Regions from separate parts of the Homo sapiens genome. Here region 2 is linked to region 1. Evidence: read pairs that join two places in POLR2A ChIA-PET (ENCODE). Cell type or tissue: Panc1. All regions are shown on one strand.

Region 1 (5,000 bases):
TGCAGTAATTGTAATAACAAACAATTGGAAATAACCAAATTGTCTATCAATAGGAGACTGGTCAAAAAGCCATAGTCATCTACACAATGGGTGCCATGCAGCTGCAAGAGAAAAAGAAAAGAAAAAAGAAAGAAAAGATGAGGATCATCTCTACAAAAAGGGTTCCCGTTGTTAGGAAGAAAAGCCAGGTGCTGAAAAGAATACATAAGATGGAAAAATAAAAATCTATATTCCTCTTTGCTTAATTCTGCATCAAGAAAAGCTTGAAGGAACTAGTGAAAGTGGTTAACTATAGATAGGATAAACATATTATTTTTGCCTAAATGGAATAGTTTTGAGAGTGAGAGCGTCAGTATTAATTTTTTTTTTTTTTTAGACAGAGTCTTGCTCTGTCGCCCAGGCTGGAGTGCAATGGCGTGGTCTCGGCTCACTGCAACCTCTGCCTCCTGGGTTCAAGTGATTCTCCTGTCTCAGCCTCCCAAGTAGCTGGGATTACAGGTGCCCACCACCATGCCTGGCTAATTTTTTGTATTTTTAGTAGAGACGACATTTCACCATGTTGGCCAGGCTGGTCTTGAACTCCCGACCTCAGGTAACCCACCTGCCTCAGCCTCCCAAAGTGCTGGGATGACAAGTGTGAGCCACCGTGCCCAGCCAAATTATTAATATTTAATACCAAGACAATAGATGTAGCTTGGAACTGTTCTAGATAAACCAGTCCCCATGGTCACTCTATGTAGAGGGGGTAAGGCATAGGGCTTGGGGACTAGAGTAGCTGGGGAATTCCCAAAGTGCATCTTGTTGTATTGCTTTGACTTTGGAATAATGCACATGTATTACCTATTGGGAACAATAGGAAATTTAGAAAATGTTGGGAGGACCATGGTCAATGTAAAATTTGTTGCTGGACTTTAATGGTCCCTCACGGTGGATGAGCATTTAATGGTATCTGAATTCCCTATTGACAGTGCTTGAAGACAAAACTGGAGCATGCATCACTACGCATCTACCTTCTCACAGGTGAATTTTCTAATTAAGAGCTGAGGATATTCAACCTTTACTTATTCATCCATCCATTCAGCCATTCATTTGACTTTCAGCAAATATTAATGGGGCACTACGCTAAGCACGGGGACTCTCTGGTGCTCAGGATACATCAGTGCCTCCCCATGGAGCTCTTGGTCTCATGGAGGGTACAGACAAGTACACAGATGTCAGAACAGAGTGGAAAAGTGAAGTCACCAGGGAAGTAGTAGCCGTTCTCTGGGCACTGAGTTTCCCTCAGGGGATCACTGGCCAGTTGAATGAGTGAGCAAATGAATGAATGAATGCAATGAAATAAAATGACTGCTTACATTCCTTCCAAATCTGCAATTCACTTGTGTAACATACAGGGTTTCCAATATTTTGGAGAAACAAGAATAGGATTAAACTCAAATTGTTCTGCTTGGTTGCAGAGAGGGCTTGGTTCACCATTTTGCATATGTGAAGCACATTTTCTCTAGGAGAAGGTGTAGGTGTGAGGCAGGCATGGCATCATGAAGAGAGATGGGGCCTAATAGAAAAAAAATCAGCTTATTTCTTTTGAAAAAGTCTTCACAGTTTATAAGGCAGGGGGATTTTTTTTTTTTTTTTCAGACTGAGTCTCTCTCTGTCGCCCGGGCTGGAGTGCAGTGGCGAGATCTCAGCTCACTGCAACCTCCGCCAGCCGGGTTCAAGCGATTCTTCTGCCTCAGCCTCCCGAGTAGCTAGGACTACAGGTGCATGCCGCTACACCCAGTTAATTTTTGCATTTTTAGTAGAGACAGAGCTTCAGCATGTTGGCCAGGCTGGACTCAAACTCCTGATCCTAAGTGATCCATCTGCCTCGGCCTCCCAAAGTGCTGGGATCACAGGCAGTGGTGAGCCACCGCCCCTGGCCAGCAGGGGAAAAAATTAATCCAATAGCAGAAGTCCTATTAAGAACAGAAGTACCATTTAGGAAAATACTTTGATGATATAAAATTTCAGTTATACAGGAAGAATAATTCAGGAGGTCTATTGTACAACATGATGAATACAGTAAGAAGAAAGAGGGGGTAAGGAGGTAATGATATAAAATAGTCCAGAGCTCTGCGTTCCAGTCCCACTCTTCCACTGGCTTACTGTGAGACTTTAGGGATGGAAATGAGCCTCTCTAAACTTTTTTTTTTTTAATTTTTGAGTTGGGGTCTTGCTCTGTCACCCAGGTTGGAGTTGAGTGGTGCAATCATGAATTACTGCAGCCTTGACCTCCCAGGCTCAAGCGATCCTCCCACCTCAGTCTTCCAAGAACCTGGGATTACAGGCATGCACCACCACTCCTGGCTAATTTTTAAATTTTTTTGTAGAGACAGGGTCTTGCTATGTTGCCCAGGTTGGTCTTGAACTCCTGGGCTCAAGTGATCCTCCTGCCTCAGCCTCCCAAAGTGCTGGGATTACAGGCGTGAGCCACCGTGCCCGGCCTATACTTTAGAAAATATAAACTAATGGTGTTTGGCAAGTTGTTGTCTGTGGCTCCTCTTAGATGCCTAATTCTTTGTTCTACTTGTGGATTTTTTTTTCCCAGTATCTCCCTCTCCTTTGGAAGCAGACATTTAATTTCCCATCTCAGGGCCGTGGCGCGTGCCATTCCCTCCACGTGGCCTGGCCTTGCTCTCCATCTTCCCGCAGCCAGCTCCTCCTCACCTTGCAGGTCTCAGCCTCGCCTTTCACAGAAGTCTCTATCAAAGCTGGTCGCTCTATCAGAGTTCAGTGCCCTTGTTATTTTCTGTTTCATTCAGAGTTCTTATTGTATTTTCCAGCTTTTCATCTGAAATTATAAACTTAGTAAGCAAGTTTAATGAAGCAAATGTCCAGTGTCTAGCACCTGGAAAATAGTAAGTTCCCATAATGATTTGTTGAATGAATCAATGAAAAATCCTTCCATTTGCTCATATTCTAATTTCCTGAATGGATTGGAAGGTTGCATAGATAACCTCAAAGGTCCCTGCTTCCAGCTTAAACCATAGCTGTATCTTGCCCAGATTAAGCTGGCACCATCTCCTCGAATCCAATCACCCCTACTTTGCCAGGAGGGGAGCACTCACATTTGGGCTGCTGCAACGCTTAGGTGATTGCAGATTGTGGGGACAGATATTGGAGGCAGTTAATTGTTTCCAAATGTGAGTATTTCAGAGATGTAGCTCCCACAGGACACTAGAGTTTCTCTCTGGATATAATTTTTGCCAAACCAATAATTATAGCAGTTTATGCAACTGACATATAATTCCACCAGGACTGAAGTGGCAGAGTTGACAAGAAGCTCGCCAATTGTGTATGATTTGGGGCCCGTCTGCATAGATCTATTCTCTAAGAGATCAAAAATGTCTTTCTTTGGGCCTCTTCCTTTTTGTGATTTTTTTTTCCACTTCGGCTTTTGAATTGGACGTAACAGGCTGCAGCTAGCTTAATTTTGTCGTTGCCACTCAGGGCCTGTCACCCTCCTGAAGCACTGACTTCATCTTCCACTCACTTTATCAATGACATCCACCCAGGCTAGAAATAAATGAGGAAACACCAGTCAAGGGGAATACGAAAAATTTGTAAATTGCAGAATTGGGCTCTGCAAATTAATCATAATTTGGAAAATGTTTTCATGGTCACTGTTCATCAGGTATTGTCTCCTCTTGCCTTCTGCAGATGTCCAGGCCTCTTAGCATGCCATAGAACCATGAAAAAACACCCACTCCAAAAACTCACTTTGCAAGTGATGGCAGAGAGATCCCAATGGTGGAGTGATTTGCCAACACAACAGGGCACGGCCATGGCCAAGGTGGGAGCCAGAAAACCTTGCCCGCCCTGCTAGCCATCCTTAGCTGCTCCACCCTTCCCCAGCGGGCCCATGTCCTGCCATATGTACCCCAGTTCACCTCCACATCCCATCCGTCGGCATCAGTGCAACGTGAGGTCTGGGTTTCTCTTTTCTACCCAAGTCAGGCTGACTACCTGGTGAAGAGGAAGTTTCCCATCTGTGTTACTTTCCTAGGGCCACTGTAACCGAGAACCATGAACTGGAAGCTTGAACAACAGAAGTTTTTGTCTCTCATTCCTGGAGGCTGGAAGTCCAGGATAGTTCAGGTGTGGGCAGGATGCGTTGATTCTTCCCCAGGTCTATGAGGGAGAGCCTGCTCCATGCTGCTTGCAGCTTCTAGTGGCCCCAGGAATTCCATGGCTGCAGTCACAGAGCTCCAGCCTCCGCCTGCATCTTCCCCAGTCACCTCATCCCTGTGTGTGTCTTCACCTCAGCTTCCCTCTGTGCATGTCTGCCTGTGTCCATGTTGCCTCTTTTCATAAGGACACCAGTCACATTGGATTAGGGCTCACCCTAATGACCTCATTTTAACTTGATGGCCTCTGTAAAGAGCCCATTTCCAAATAAGGTCACATTCTGAGGTACTGGGGGCTAGGACTTCATATCTTTTGGGGTGAACATAATGTAACCCATAATATCATCTGAAACCCTTTCTCTGTCAACCGATCCGCAAAACCCCCACCTGACAGGGAGAAGATCGATAATGAAATGCAGCCAAGGGGAGGCTTCTTAAAGCAAGGTGGAGTTTAAAGAACTGAGCAGATAGGGGCTGGGCATGGTGGCTCACGCCTGTAATCCCAGCACTTTCGGAAGCCGAGGCGGGTGGATTGCCTGAGGTCTGGAGTTCGAGACCAGCCTGACTAACATTGAGAAACCCCATCTCTACTAAAAATACAAAAATTAGCCAGGTGTGGAGGTGCATGCCTGTAATTCCAGCTACTCGAAAGGCTGAGGCAGGAGAATTGCTTGAACCTGGGAGGCAGAAGTTGCAGTGAGCCGAGATCCTGCCATTGCACTCCAGCCTGGGCAACAAGAGCAAAAAACTCCGTCTCAAAAACAAACAAACAAACAAACAAACAAACAAGCAAAACCCTGAGCAGACAGTAACTTATATTTAAAAGTAGTATGA
Region 2 (5,000 bases), 150 kb before region 1:
GAACTGCTGTAAGGGGGCCTGGTAAGAGCCAAGCAACCATTTCTTCATGCTCAAAGTTTAGCATGACAGTGCAAACTTCAACATTTTTTCAACTAAACAGCTGCTTAAATAATGAACATATCAACTGCACAATTTTTAAGTTAGTAGTATACTTTGTATTGCCCTCCACGAGGCAAAGGGATTTATTTACTCTATTGCTGTGAATAACAAGGGGGGAAAAAAGAAATAGAACAATCCCAAACGTCCACAGATAACCACTCACATAAACTGGATTCTTACAACTTCATAATAAAAAGACAAATAATCCAATTTAAAAACGGGCAAAGGGTGAACAGAAACTTCTTCAAAGAATATACAAATGGCCAATAATCATACATAAGAAGGTCAAAGGGAAAAAAAAAGCAAATGGTCAGCCATAAGTACACGGAAAAGGTGCTGAACACCATTAGTAATTAGGGAAATACAAATCAAAACCACAGTGAGATAGTACTTCACACCCAAACAAACACCCAGAAAATAGCAAGTGTAGGCAAGGATGTGGAGAAACTGAAACCCTTGGGCCCTGCTGGTGGGAACACAGGCACTGTGGAAATGGTGATTCCTGAAAATATAAAATATATATGATCCAGCAATTCCATTTCTGGGTAAATGTCCAAAAGAGGAGAAAGCAGGGACTCAAACAGATATTGATACACTCATGTTAGTATTAATAGCAGAATTATTCACAGTCAAAAAGCAGAAGTAACCCAAGGGTCCATTAACAGATGAGTAGATAAAAATAAAATGTGGTACATACAGACTGTTCTTCAGCTTAAAAAGGAAATTCTGGCTGGGCGCAGTGGCTCACGTCTGTAATCCCAGCACTTTGGGAGGCCGAGGCAGGTGGACCACCTGAGGTCAAGGGTTCAACACCAGCCTGGCCAATATGGCAAAGCCCCATCGCTACTGAAAAATACAAAAATTAGCCAGGCGTGGTGGTGGTGGTCCTGGGGGGTGGGGGGGGGGGGCGCCTGGAATCCCAGCCACTCGGGAAGCTGAGGCAGGGAGAATTGCTTGAACCCAGGAGGTGGAGGTTGCAGTGAGCCGAGATCGCGCCACTGCACTTCAGCCTAGGTGACAGAGGAAGACTTCGTCTCCAAAAAAAAAAAAAAAAAATTTCTGACTCAGGCTACAACACAGATAAACCTTGAAGACATTATGCTAAATGAAATAAGCCAGTTACCAAAGAACCAACTATTCTATGTTTCCTTTTACATCAGATTCCTAGAAAACAGAATGATGGTTGCCAGGAGTTGAGGGGAGGGAAGAATGGGAAGTTGTTTAATAGGTGGAGCATTTCAGTTAGGAAAGATGAAAAAGTTCTGGAGATGGATGGTGATGATGGTTGCACAACAACGTGAATGTATTTATCTGCTACAGAGTTAATACACTTAAAAAAGGTTAATATGGTAAACTATATTTTACCACCCATACCCCATACACACACTCACACCCACAATGAGGTGCTGGGATGGCTAGAATAAAAAACTCAGTAAGTTTTGGTGAAGGTGTGCAGAAACGGGAACTCTCATATACTGCCATGGAATTGTAAAGTGGTGCAGCCGCTTTGTAAAACAGTTCCTCAAAAAGTTAAAAATAGAATTACCATAGGACTCAGCAATTCTGCTCCCACTATATGCCCAAGAGAAGTGAAAAAAGTCCACACAAAAACTCTTACACAAATGTTCACAGCAGTATTATTCACAGTGGCCAAAAAATAGAAACCACCCAAATGTAACTGATAAATGGGTAACAAGCTGCGGTATATCCAAACAATGGAGTATCACTGAGCTATAAAAACTTACAGGAATGAGGTAGATACACGTTACAACATGGACAAACCCTGAAAACTAAGTAAAAGAAGCCAGTCACAAAGGACCAGAGTCTAGGATTCCACTGATATGTCCAGAAATGGCAAATCTGTAGAGACAGGAAGGAGATTCATGGCTGCCAGGGGCTTGAAGGAAGGGGGAAGAGGGAGTGACCACTCATGGGTACAGGGTTCTCTACAGGATAACAATTTTCTGGAATTAGATAATGCAGACGGTTGTACAACCTTGTGAATAAATTAAAAACCAATGACATGTACACCTTAAAAGGGTGAATTTTATGGTATGTGAATTCATTTCCATTTTTAAAATTATGGGGTTTTAGGTTCAGATCTTTTAGATTTAGATTTTAGACAAATAGGACATTTTTATCAAGTCATAATAAAAGACATTATTCTGGTGAATACATTTCACCTTATAAAATGTATAATATTTTCTTTAAACAAAAAATTAAACCAAAAGCCTTCAAAATTCTCTTAAAACTTATTCCAGCAAAAATGCCTGACTACTGCAGTTCTAGATGTGGGGACACATGGCATTTTCTCTGTCATTTCTGGCTTCTGGAGTGCCCAGTGACACAAGCAGCCCACCCTGACAACTCACACACTCCTGGCCAGCCTGGTACTGGCCTTTTACCTCACACTCCAAGGAACACAGGTGAAGCTCTCCCACTGGCTCTCCCGAAGCATCCCCTGCCTCCATGAGTTTAGGACAAAGGAAAATTACCCATACTCTTCTCCTCCCTAAATTAATGGCTCTATCAAATGGTAGAGTGAAGTGAGAAATGTATGCTATGTTCCCCTTATTACAGAGTACTATAGTAAGCGTCCTCATGTGACCAGATTGTTAATGAATACTACTAGACGAGTGCCGCTTTGATAATGTTCTTAGTTTCAATGTACCCGTAAGTGAGGAAAATTAATTCAAATTATCAAGTACTCCCCAGAGAACATTATATTTACATGCAGGCAACTAATTTTTATATTTGAAGATACTTCTATTTTTTATTATATCTGGCCTAAATGTTGTTGCTTTAGAGTTATGTTAGGATAAAGATTTAAAGTACTAACCAAAGGTCTCATAAGTTTCTTCATCTTTCTCATTTTCACCCAGCCTGCCAATGCTTGAGACATCAGAATTATCAGGAAAGTCGAACACGTCAATAGGCTTGCACTTTTGACCAGCTTTCTAAAAGTGAATAAAGTTGAGTCATTGAGTTGGCTCTCACAAAGAACAATAGGTTGATTTATACAGCAAGAATATTCTTGTAATCACTGCTGCCTAAGGAAGCAATCCTTATGCATGGGGTGATGGATTCACTACCTACCCTGATTGGGTCATTATACAACATAGACATGTATGGCAAGATCAAATCAGACCCCACAAATGTGTACAATTACAATGTTTCAGTTAAAATAAAAAGAAAGAAGCAAGCTAACACTTTTTGGGGACATAGAATTTTTTGATAACCTAAGGCATGGATTGGCAAACTTTTTCTATAAAGGACAAGAAAGTAAATTCTTTTAGGCTTTGCAGGCCGTAAGGTTTCTGTTTTGACTACTAACTCAGCCACTGTCACATGAATGCAGACAGTAACCACACAGAAAAGAATGAGCATGGCTGTGTTCCAATACAATTTGACTTTTGAACACTGCAATTTGAATTTCATATCATGTTCACATATTATGACATAGTCTTTTTATTTTATTTCAACCATTAAAAAAGGTAAAAACCATTCTTAGCTTGCAGGGATATACAAAAACAGGTGGCAGGCTAGATTTGGCCCATGGGCCAGTTTGCCTAAACCTCTGACCTAGGGAAAGTGATGGGTCCTGTCTCCGGAAATATGCCCATATACCCAAAAGTTCATAAACAGTTTTAAGGGTACACATGTGTAAAAACTCCTGACTAAAGGACACCAGGGTTTAGAGTTCAATATACTGATACACCCATGAAGTCTGCTACCCCAAATCTAATGAAACATGAAAACATACATAAAATGAGAAAAACTTTCATGGTAGTTCCAGAAAATGTGGAAGGGTACTATTAACAGATACAAAAATAAGAAAATTCTGGAAGGTATAAAGGAGGTCAAATAAAATTGGCAAACCATATAAAAACTTGACCATTCAGATGCCCCCAGTGAAAGAATCATTCCTGGAGTGCTTGGGGGTGGAATGTGGAGAGAGCTGGCAGGTCTTCCAGCCCCTCCCAAGGCATAGGGGGCCTCCACCAGGGACTGCCTTGCAGAGGGAAGGACAGGAAAGCTGAATCCATTCCAGGCACTCTGGGCTTCCAGCTAAGGCTGGAGCTTAGAGAAATCCCTCCGAGGCACACTGTACTTTGGCTACCAATGGCAGGGGCAAGGCAGGACAGCTGAGAGAAATCCACCCAAAGAACCCGTGAAGTAATGCCGGGGTGGGAGCAGAGCGCTGAGCAAAACCCTGCAGGGGGATCCCAGGGTTTCCCAGAGGGGAAGAGAGCTATCGTCTGCAGGCTGGGGTTAAGGACTATGCAGGACAGAGAAAGCCCAGGGCAGAACAAGCAGAAGGAACTCCTTCCGGGGTGCCTGGCACTGTCATACACTGTTAATGTGAGATTACAATGTCAATCACACAAGCCACTGGAAAAAAAAACTGGAATTAGCTATCAAGAACGTTAAAGAAATGCACATGCCTTTAACATACATTTATTCTAAGACTCTAAAGAAAAGTAAACCTGTAATGTGAACTAAGTGGAGTATCATGAAATCATAAAACAATTCTTGAAAAGTACAATGAGGAGAAATGGCTTTAAGTGAAAAAAGCTTACAGCACTGTACAATTTTTACATGAAGTCAATTATCTAAACGAAAATAAAACCAAACTCGGCTCAGAAATAAAGGAAATTCTAAAACATTAACAAAAGTCATTTTATCCACTATACCGGAAAAAGTGTGAGGAAAATGAACACACTTTTTCACTACAATAAACATTGAACTTGCCAAGTGAAGTCTACAAAACTGAGGTACCCAAAAAATGTTATTTTGTACTGTCAATTTTGAGAAAACCACAACACAAAAAGGTAACTTACATCTTTCATGGAATGTGTTCTTTCTAAAGTGTTCTTTGAACGTCTTGCGCTATTAAACAG

What was found. Peaks named below come from ENCODE experiments on the same cell type or tissue, not always from the same donor. Only the 100,000 strongest peaks of a DNase experiment are listed, where the experiment ranks them.
Region 2: POLR2A ChIA-PET joins it to region 1 with 17 read pairs; 2 of 35 experiments call an interaction of 5 or more read pairs at or near these places.

Annotation. Positions count from the first base shown.
Region 1 is chr4:184,876,338-184,881,337 of GRCh38, forward strand. No RefSeq gene overlaps it. Among named protein-coding and RNA genes, the nearest start is that of LINC01093, 21 kb to the right of the region's middle. In Panc1, no CTCF peak of the experiment used is centred here; no DNase peak of the experiment used is centred here.
Region 2 is chr4:184,725,980-184,730,979 of GRCh38, forward strand. CENPU (centromere protein U) reads right to left here. Exons shown (of 13, transcript NM_024629.4): 2 at 4,941-4,989; 3 at 2,939-3,056. Among named protein-coding and RNA genes, the nearest start is that of CENPU, 5.6 kb to the right of the region's middle. In Panc1, no CTCF peak of the experiment used is centred here; no DNase peak of the experiment used is centred here; H3K27ac peaks cover 608 bases.